Regions from separate parts of the Homo sapiens genome. Here region 2 is linked to region 1. The links are chromatin loops, found by intact Hi-C in ENCODE. Cell type or tissue: PC-9. All regions are shown on one strand. Links, peaks and the distances in the headings refer to the core of each region. The heading gives the core; the rest is flanking DNA. Region 1 has its middle 59 kb from the start of DOCK10. Region 2 overlaps NYAP2 (neuronal tyrosine-phosphorylated phosphoinositide-3-kinase adaptor 2).

Evidence for each region. Peaks named below come from ENCODE experiments on the same cell type or tissue, not always from the same donor. Only the 100,000 strongest peaks of a DNase experiment are listed, where the experiment ranks them.
Region 2: a loop joins it to region 1, with 13 times the contacts of the local background. A loop is called at or near these places in 1 of 110 quality-filtered maps.

The regions. Positions count from the first base shown.
Region 1 is chr2:225,098,661-225,104,049 of GRCh38, reverse strand. No RefSeq gene overlaps it. Among named protein-coding and RNA genes, the nearest start is that of DOCK10, 59 kb to the right of the region's middle. RefSeq lists enhancers at 1-627, 2,392-3,591. In PC-9, for the core only: no CTCF peak of the experiment used is centred there; a DNase peak (open chromatin) is centred at 2,859; H3K27ac peaks cover 2,558 bases.
Region 2 is chr2:225,464,213-225,469,601 of GRCh38, reverse strand. All of the region lies in intron 3 of NYAP2 (neuronal tyrosine-phosphorylated phosphoinositide-3-kinase adaptor 2), which reads right to left. Among named protein-coding and RNA genes, the nearest start is that of NYAP2, 67 kb to the right of the region's middle. RefSeq lists an enhancer at 2,141-2,641. In PC-9, for the core only: no CTCF peak of the experiment used is centred there; a DNase peak (open chromatin) is centred at 2,211; H3K4me3 peaks cover 470 bases.

The DNA.
Region 1 (5,389 bases), core at 99-5,098:
TGTATATTTGTAAAATGAGTCATCAGAAACACAGCCTTAACAAAATTCTATTCTAATTTTACTAAGCATGCTAGACATTCCGTATAAAAATGAGCTCCTGCCACCTCAAAGTAGGGTGACCAAACATCCCAGTTCACCAGGGACTTAGTGGGTTTCCATGATGCAAGACTTCCAGGTTTAAAATCAAGACACTCTTGAGCCAACTGGGACCAGTTGGTCACCCTACCTAGAACTGACCGTCTACATCTGAAATGATTAAATCTCCAAAACTTCCAAAAGAAAGTATCATCATACTTGTGCTGAATCACCCAATAAGGCATCTGCAAATGAAAAGAATCCAGAGGTCATAAAAATTTATAAGAAATTATTTGGAGTGCAAAAAGAGCATTGAGATCCAGCATGGAAAAAACCTAGATCTTCTTTGGGCTTTCCCACACTACTTACAATTTAGAATGGATTTTCCTTTGACTTGCAGATGGCTGGATGTTACCATCATAATCAGGCCCTGTTCTTTAAACTCCTAATCAAGATGTAAAATGTGGAGTGAGAGTAAGAACACTTCCAATTATAGATGATGTTATAATTTTGTTTGAAATAATGGAAGATGGTTTCAATAGACCAAAACCATCAAGATGTACAATAAAAATATCTGAGGGCATTTCTTCCTCAAAATATCTTAACACAGCATTGCAATTGTTCTTTCCTCAATTTTTAAATGAATGACAGCATACAAGAAGAACACTTTGAGATAATAATGAACAATAAATGAATAATCAACACTTTTGTCCATATCGATATCTAATATAGTTAAGCCTTTCAAATTGAAGGTGAAGTGGAAGTTCTATTACTATCTGTCAGTATATTGCTATGAAAATTTAAGAAGAAAAATTAAAAAGAGGAAAGCCTTTTTCAATTTTATTCTCTTGGGAAATACATATATTAATTATAACTTAGATGATTAGAACTATTCATGGTCAGAATGCTTAAAGAAGCCCTTCTACAGACTTTTAAAAAATATTTAAGATTTTAAAGTTTCTTTGAAATGCTTTCCCCCAGTTGATAGCCACTAATTGGTAAATGTATAGACACTTTTACTTATCAAAGTCACTGTAAAAATGTTTGAATAAATATGAATTTGAATCTAGCTTGTTTGGGATCACTGTTCGCTCCATTACTTAAAAAATCTATTTATGCACAGATTCTGGATTCACAACAATAGTCTGACCTTTAAAATCCTTCTTTTTTGGATCCTTGTCTGCAGTAAGAACATTTTTCTCTTACTTAAAATTATCAAATATAGTTAAAGGTTAATTAGGTGGCAAAGCCAGATATGACTCAAGAAAATATATCTTGCAAAACTAGTGAGAATTCATTATAATAGCTTGCAAAAAGCCAGTAGTGTCAAAAACCCAAATAATAAACAACCTACTGAGTTGGAAAAAACACAGACGTTACTGTCAAAAAATCTGAATACTAGTCCTGACTCTGTCATAAATTAGTTGTGGTGTTTAAGGGAAAAATTCGAACCCCTCTGGGTTGCATTTTTAATTTCTGTATAATAATAAACTATGGGCAGGGCGCGGTGGCTCACATCTGTAATCCCAGCACTTTGGGAGGCCGAGGTGGGCAGATCACCTAAGGTCAGGAGTTCGAGACCAGCCTGACCAACATGGAGAAACCCAGTCTCTATTAAAACTACAAAATTAACTGGGCATGGTGGTGCATGCCTGTACTCCTAGCTACTCGGGAAGCTGAGCAGGAGAATCGCTTGAACCCGGGAGGCGGAGGTTGCAGTGAGCCGAGATCGTGCCATTGCACTCCAGCTTGGGCAACCAAAGCAAAACTCTGTCTCAAAAAAAAATAAAATAAATAAAATAATAATAAACTATGGGTTAATAAGTAAATTAGTATATTCATTGGTTTTTAATACATACCTTTTTGTATTATACTTTAAATTCTAGGGTACATGTGCACAACGTGCAGGTTTGTTACATATGTATACATGTGCCATGTTGGTGTGCTGCACCCATTAACTCATCATTTACATTAGGTATTTCTCCTAATGCTATCCCTCCCCACTACCCCCACCCCACGTCAGGCCCCGGTGTGTGATGTTCCCTGCCCTGTGTCCAGGTGATCTCATTGTTCAATTCCCACCTATGAGTGAGAACATGCAGTGTTTGGTTTTCTGTCCTTGTGATAGTTTGCTCAGAATGATGGTTTCCAGCTTCATCCATGTCCCTACAAAGGACATGAACTTATCCTTTTTTATGGCTGCATAGTAAACCAACCCAAATGTCCAACAATGATAGACTGGATTAAGAAAATACATACCATTTTTTAACGGAAAACTATAACATAATATATATAACTTCTCAATCTATTTATTCATCCAATTGTAATTGTGTGGAGAATTTCTAGAAAGATTATTACAAGATGTTGACCATAATTGATTCTAAGTAATGGATATTTGTGGGGTTTTTTTTCTTTTTTGTGTTTTTTTCCTTTCTTTTTGAATGTTTTTGTATCACTTGGATGTTCTACATTTGACTATGATTTTTTTCTTTTTCTCTAAAGCAACAAAATTCCTCCCAGTTTAAAAAGAAAAAAGATGTTTCCTCAACTGTAAAAAAAAATTTAATAAATTTTAAAAAAGTAATTCTGGTCAAAATAACACCTATAAGGCATGCAAAAAGTAACGCCAAAAGCTTGAAACGTAAAAGAAGTTACTTGCTTCTCTTCCATACTGGTTTACTCCTCAGTAGTTTACGACCACCACTTTCCTTCTCAGAGGCAACCACTTACAAATCTTCTAACATTATTATATTATTTACCTTCATTGCAGTCTGGTGAGTCATCAATTGTAAGCATCATCCTTAGTCATTTACTTAGCAGAGGAGTATTTTAGCTGATTCATCCCCTTCCTCCTCTTCCATCACCAAATATGTACCAATTTTTGGTTAAAATCCTGCCTGGGTTCACAGAATACAGAAAATTCCAAGAAATGGTCCCTCCCACACTAGCAGCAAGAAAAAGCTGCATAATCCACAGATCCTAAACCTTTCTGGAAGCCTATCTGAGAGCTGACATCTCAAGGCAACTGGATGAACTGAATGCTGAAATGTCCAAGCCCTTCTGGGGAGAGACAGATAGGACACAGGAACTGAGGAACTATCCTTCCTCAGACAGAGCAAGGCAGAAAAAGGGAGAAGCCAATGGAGAAAAGGAGAAAATATGCTCATACCAAGACTCTACTGTTATAAATAAAGTTTTGTTCCCATGGTAGGAAAAGTCAGAAATGCAAAAATATCTATTTCCTGTGGCTCAAATAACACGGAGTCTAATTCAGCAGGAGAAATAAGACAATCGCTCTGTCCTAACATGAGTCTTGTACCAAGTAATAAACAAGAACAGTGTACTGGTGGGAGAAGGCAGGAGTACAGAGAGGGACCCTCTCTATAGTACAGCTGTGTATGATCTGCTAAAAGGACATGGAAACATACTCCGATACTCCAGTGTTCATACTAAGCACAAGGTAGCTGCAGTCCATTACAAGAGGAATTTGAAATATGTGCATACTCAAAGTAGCTATAGTGACAAGAAAACCCAGGCACAGCTAAACAATAGACAAAACTGACAAACATGCTCATTTCCAGGAGTAACTATTATTTACTTCTGTCTGTAGGGTTCTTTTACACAGAATGTTTGGCATTCTCCAAAAATATGACACATACACACACAGCCATTGTCAAACAATAAAGATATAAAGACAACCAGAGAGCGAGATTTTGTATATATCATACTAATAATTTTAAAAACTACAGTAAAAAATGCTAAGGAGTTTAGTGAAAAAAAAAGATGGTGTACATGTATGAACAAATGGGGGAACTTACAAGAGAAACTGTAAGAAAATGACAAATGAAAATGCTAAAATGAAAGATAAGACATTAGAGATAAAAATTGCTTAGTTGGGCTTATCAGTAGACTGGATACAGCACAGGAAAGAATCAGTGAACTTGAAGACAAGAAACACACATACAAAAAGTCAAGAAAATAACAGGATCAAAGAGCTATGGAACAATGGTGCACAGTCTAATGTATGCATTATTGGAGTTCCAAAAGTCAAAGAGATAGAGAATTGAGTAGAAAAAGCATTTTAATGTATAATGACCAATAATGTTCCAAAATTAATGAAAGACAGTAGTCCCAGTTTTAAGAATCTTGGGAAAACCTAAGCAAGTCAAATACAAAATTAACATAACTAGATCCAGCACACTCACTTAAGTAAGAAATAATACTTCTTTTACATGGAATCTTCCAGATTACAGAGGAAGAGGGAACATTTCCTAACTAATTTTGTTAATCCAGGATTACCTCAATTCCAAAACCAGATTAAGAAATTACAAGAAAAGAAAACCACAGACTACTATGCTTCATGAAAATAAATACAAGTGTCCTCAATATTCTAAAAGCATTTAATATAATATGTATTGTCAATACACATTAATAAAATTCAACATCCATTCATGTTCAAAAGTCTCAGCTAAGTACGTATAGAAGTGAACGGCCTTAATCTGATAAATATATCTGCAAAACATTTACAGATAACATCATTTGTAATGGTAAAAGACTGCCATGTTTCCTCTAAGATTAGGAATGAAGTATGGAAGTTCATATTCACCACTCCTATTAAACATCATATTGAAAGTTATCGCACCAAAAATGAGGCAAGAAAGGAAGGAAAGAAAGAGGGAGGAAGGTAAGGAGAGAAAAAGAGAGATCGCCTACAGAAATAGTTGCTTAAACTAATAATTGACTCTAGAGAGGTTTGAGACATACAGACATCTACTGTATTTCTATATAGTAACAGTGAAGAACTGAGAATTGAAACTTTTTTAAAGTTACATTTGCAATGACACCAAAAACACAAAGTGAACTTAACAAAAATTATGCAGGATCTCTATGCTGACAACCACAAATGATGGAGGAAAGAAAAAAAGTCAAGTAATAGAGACTCAATACCATTGTCAGTTTTCCCCAAATTAATTATAGATTCAATGTAAACCCAATCAAAATTGTAAATCTTTTTTTGTAAATTCAGAAGCCTGATTCTAATTCTTTTTCTTGTGCTTTTTTTTTTTTTTAGATGGAGTGAGGTGGCACAGTGTCGGTTCACTGCAACCTCTGCCTCCCAGGTTCAAGCAATTCTCCTGCCTCAGCCTCCCAAGTAGCTGGGATTACAGGCGCGTGCCACCACGCCCGGCTAATTTTTGTTATTTTCACTAGAGACGGGGTTTCACCATGTTGGCCAGGATGGTCTCGGTCTCTTGACCTTGTGATCTGCCTGCCTCAGCCTCCCAAGGTGCTGGGATTACAGGCGTGAACCACC
Region 2 (5,389 bases), core at 256-5,255, 370 kb before region 1:
TGGGTTGGTTCCAAATCTTTGCTATTGTGAATAGTGCCACAATAAACATAGTATGCATGTGTCTTTATAGTAGAATGATTTATAATCCTTTGGGTATATACCCAGTAATGGGATTGCTGGGTCAAATGTTATTTCTGGTTCTAGATCCTTGAGGAATTGCCACATTATCTTCCACAATGAACTAATTTACAACAGTGAAAAAGCATTCCTATTTCTCCACATCCTCTCCAGCATCTGTTGGTTCCTGACTTTTTAATGATCATCATTCTAAATGGCATGAGATGGTATCTCATTGTGGTTTTGATTTGCATTTCTCTAATAACCAGTGATGACAAGCATTTTTTCATATGTTTGTTGGCTGCATAAATGTCTTATTTTGAGAAGTGTCTATCCATATCCTTTGCCCACTTTTTGATGGGGTTGTTTTTTTCTTGTAAATTTGTTTAAGTTTTTTGTAGATTCTGGATATTAGCCCTTTGTCAGACGGATAGATTGCTAAAATTTTCTCCCATTCTGTAGGCTGCCTGTTCACGCTGATGATAGTTTCTTTTGCTGTGCAGAAGCTCTTTAGTTTAATTAGATCTCATTCGTCAATTTTGGCTTTTGTTGCCATTTATTAGGTAGTGTTTTTTTCCTTATTTTTTCCAATTGGAATGAGAGTCTTGAGGTACTACCTGGCCAAATGGCAGAGAAATTCTTAATGGCAAGGCTAGAATTTAGTAATTCAAATAAATAGTCCAAACTATTACCTTTACAGGTTACACAGAATCATTATCACAATTAGAAAGAAACTCCTCTTTTTGTCTTTTTTGTCCTCTTCATGTCCTCAGTGACTTATTCCTCCTCTGTCTCCTTAGACAGACTCTTGTCCAATTGTTTATTAGAATGGCTAGATTATTTAAATCAATGGTTTTGTGTATTGCTGTAGGTTAATTTCCTAAAGTGCTCCTTTGATCATACCTCTTTTTCTCAATGATTTTCTATTGTCTAAGTTTCTTCATTTATCATTGAATCACACTCTTAATCTGAATGCCAATTCTTCCTAGAATATATTGCCCACTTCAGTTGAAACAGTGGTTTGAATGACTGTATTTCTTTCCCCACTTGTTTGTGTCCTGTTTCTTGTCTATTCTTCCTTTCTCACTGGCCTGTCTTGGCTTCCTGTGTTAGTTTCCTAGGGCTGCCATTAAAAGAACCACATGCTGGATGGCTTAAAATAACAGAAATGTATTCTTTTGAAGTTCTGGAGGCTAGAAGTCCAATTCTTGGCATTCCTGGGCTTATCAACACATCATTCCAATCTCTGCCTACGTCTACACATGGCTGTTTTTCCTCTTCGTGTCTGTCTCCTTTTCTTTTATTATAAGGAAGCCAGTCATATCAGAGTAGGCCCACCTAATCCAGCATGATCTCATCTTAACTTGACTACATCTACAAAGACTTTATTTCCAAATAAGGTTATATTTATAGGAACCCAGAAGTTGGGCCTTCAACATCCTAATGTAGGACACAATTCAATCCAAACATTTCCCTAAAAGTGATTATATTATTCATCTCTCAGTGCTCAATATATGCCCAAACTCTATCAAGAGGGTTTTTCTTGTTTCTCCAGTTCACCCTTTTTTGAACTCTCATAGGCTTGAATGACTCCCTGGAGTACTCACTATGTCTGCTTTTTTTTCACCCCTCTATCCCAGGAGACTTGGAGTAGTGGCCAGCATGCAGTAGGAACTCACTAAGTATTTGTTGAATGAATGATTGTATTCAAAAAGTGAATGAATTTATACTACATACTTCAGTTATTTTTGTAAGTGTGGTGGCATAGTGTTATTTTCTGTCTTTAACTGCTCCTCTAAGGAAGTGTGAAAGACATTATTTTAACCCTATTTTGTATCCCAGAGCCACAGAGTCTTGCATGGAATTCTCACTTGGATAGTAATCTGATCAATGCTTTGCTAATTGATTGGTCTAGAAAAATTTGATTGAAAGGCAGTGAGACTTTGATAGTCTATTCTGAGGTATTTTTTAAAAATGGAAGTCTATTTCAGGTAGGAAAAAGGGCAAGGCCAAGTAGATTGGGTGACTAATGTTTTGTTTATACTGTTACAGTAGGTAGCTAATCAGACGTGAACAGGGCAGGAGAGGCATCAACCACAACAACCCCCACCACCCCAATCAGGAATGTCAGGTGACCATCAGTTGATGGTCAGGCAGTTTTTAACTGTCTCTCTAAAATAATAACTGGTTGCAGCTGGTGCAAGGGGTGAGTCAGTCTCCCAATAGGTAGGAAAAACCTGAAACTGGTGATCAGTGGCTTCCGGATAAGAAGATCTCAGGGCTCACACATGTGCACTAAGAGGCAAAATGGTGGAGTTTAATTGGTATCTGACCTCTAAGGACATTCGGCTGGTAAGGGAAGAATGCCTCAAGTGAGTATGCGTACAACTCCGGTAAACACACTGCGCATGTTCTCCTCCCAAGCACTGACAGGCCACTGCGCAGGCAGACAGCCCACCCCAAGGAAAGAATAAGGGGAGAAGGAACACAAGATCCGGAAGTATGCCAACGTAGAAAACCCCAAGTCAAAAGGTCAAACAGCACATTTGTCTTTCAAGTCACCCACTTGGCCCTCTCCCAAGTGTACTTTCCTTCCTTTTGTTCCTGCTCTAAAGCATTTTAATAAACTTTTACTCCTGCTCTAAAACTTGCCTCGGCCTCTCCTTCTGCCTTATGCCCCCCTCAGCTGAATTCTTTCTTCTGAGGAGGCAAGAATTGAGGTTGCCGCAGGCCTGTATGGATTTGCAGCCGTAACAATACCAAATACAAATTCTCTCAATATTATAAAAGATTCCAGATATCTGGCTGATCAGAATTGTTTAGATACCATCTTGACTTACCTTTTCATACCTCATGTTTTGACTTTTTGGATGCAAGTGGCTCTTGACTTTTTGGAAGCAAGTGGTTCTCTCCTTTTGCATGTTTTATTAGAAATATATAGTGCTAAACAGCATTTTCAACTGGAAAATCATAAGAATAACTCCTGCAGTCTCCACTCTTAACTTTGCATAACCCCTAATCAGTTGCACAATGGGGAGCAGAGCAAAGCTCACACCTGCGGTCTTAAATATGACAAATAATGCTTGAAAGAAAATAATTAAAATATTTTTCCACCTTTCTATTAATGTTTTCACTTAAGTAGTCCCTTTATCCCCCAAGTAAGCCCAAATGCTCACTTTCTAAACCCTGAAGAAAAAAAATCTAGAAAATATAATAGGCACTCATGACACCCACAGAAAATGAACAAAAGCAAAGAATTCAAACAAAGTCCCTTATATTCCATATAGGAATGAGAAAATAGAAAACAGTATTTGTCAAGAGGGCATATAAATCTTCAAGTGTTTGAGGAAAAGCATTTTGGAGAAATAGTATATTCAGAAAATGTTGTGTATGTGTTATTTGGTTAGTTTGGTGTGTTATGACAGCACAAAAAGAGATCGGGCTTCTCCAGGAGTTGCAAAGTGCTCAAGCCATTCACGTGGCTGGTTCCGGCTGCCAGGCCTACATTTGCAATGTAAATTAGCAAGCGGCATGGTGTCTTCAATTGTAGGTGAGCCTTAATAGGCCTGCTGATTGCTTCTTAAGAGTGTGGATTTTGTGCAGAAGAAATTGCTGAATGTTAGGGAACAGAGCATCTCACCAAAAACCCCACAAAGGGCAGAAGTGATTGAGTGTAGAAGAAAAGATTAAGTACACTTTAGTAAGTGATTGTGTTGAAGAAAGAGTTCAGAGTTCTGTCCACTGAAATAAGTCATGGGACACCTGACATGTCTTTCAACAATGCACTCAAGGACACAGAGAGTGTTTTTTGTTTGTTTGTTTGTTTTTTGAGACAGAGTCTCATACTGTCACCCAGGCTGGAGTGCAGTGGCGCGATCTCGGCTCACTGCAAACTCTGCCTCCCGGGTTCACTCGATTCTCCTGCCTCAGCCTCCTGAGTAGCTGGGATTACAGGCGCCCGCCACCATGCCCACCTACTTTTTTGTATTTTTAGTAGAGACGGGGTTTCACTATGTTGGCTAGACTGGTCTCAAACTCCTGACCTTGTGATCCGCCCACCTCGGCCTCCCAAAGTGCTGTGATTACAGGCATGAGCCAATGCGCCCGGCCCCAGAGAATGGTTTTAGAATGTATATAGATCTAGGAAGCACCCAACAACATAAATTTATTTGTGAGTCTATCCCAGGAGGTGTAACTCTAAGAAAAATGTAGGGTCACAGAGGTTGACAGAATATACAAATGGGCATATCTGCAGGAGGGTCAGGTTCATGCACAAGTAGAGATCTGCTTTGAGATAGCAGGCCTGGAATTCAGGTCAAGAGGACTCCTTTTGTCCCAGTGGCAAAGAAAATCATGCCCAAAGGGTAAGTCGATATGTCCTCCACTTCTCATCTATTTGCTTTTGGTTTTATGGGGAACCTAAGGAAATTTGCTATTTTCCTTATATCAGCTCTTTTAGATACTTAAAAATGGTATCTTGCATTGCCTTCTAGTATTAGATTCCTAAGTTTGTACCATAGAAAAGGGTGAGACGAAAATACTCATAACTTTTGCCAGTAATTGAATAAAAGTCTCTAACTAGCTCACCCTATGCTGAGGTTGTTACACAAATATTATCCCAATGTGAAATAGACAGTTTCAGAGGAAAGAGGAAAACGAACACGCATTACAGATAAAAATGAAACTGAAACTGCCTGACTACTGGTACCTGCTCAGTCAATGATCGTCTCTTCCCTTTGCAAAATGAGGGCACATCTGTGCCTATTGCTCACGTTCTTACTCTCCCCACCAAACCACCTATGGGTTGGAAAGATATACTTTAATCTAGAACAGAAAACTAACGTGGATTGCTTTCCCATAGCCTGTACACTTATAAGTATCAGAAATTTCATGTTAACAATTGTTTAGCTTCTCCTTAATCCAAAAGTTCTGGTAACCATGGATCCACAAGCCCCTGTCCCTGCAATGGCCGGGAAGTGAGCAGGCTCATGCGCTGCCCAGTTACCTGAAGTCACCATCCCTCCCTACTGACCTAGCATTGGAATTTCTCCATCGTTCATGCTCCCTTCCTGGCCCGCAAAGTATTTTCCCTGTGATCCAGAGATGTCTACCTACTTCTCTGCACCTTCTCCCACAGACCCTCTCACTCTGTTTTTCCCCCAGGTTTCATGAAATGGGGTTGCAGGGTGACACATAGGATGTTTATCACAAGGTGCCCTTGTGTCCAATATTTGCACCAGGGATAAGGAAGAGGCAATTGAGCAGAGGGAGAGGTCCAGCTGCAATGCAGTCTTGATGTCAGCCTTGACTGACACCACAGAGAATTCTGGAG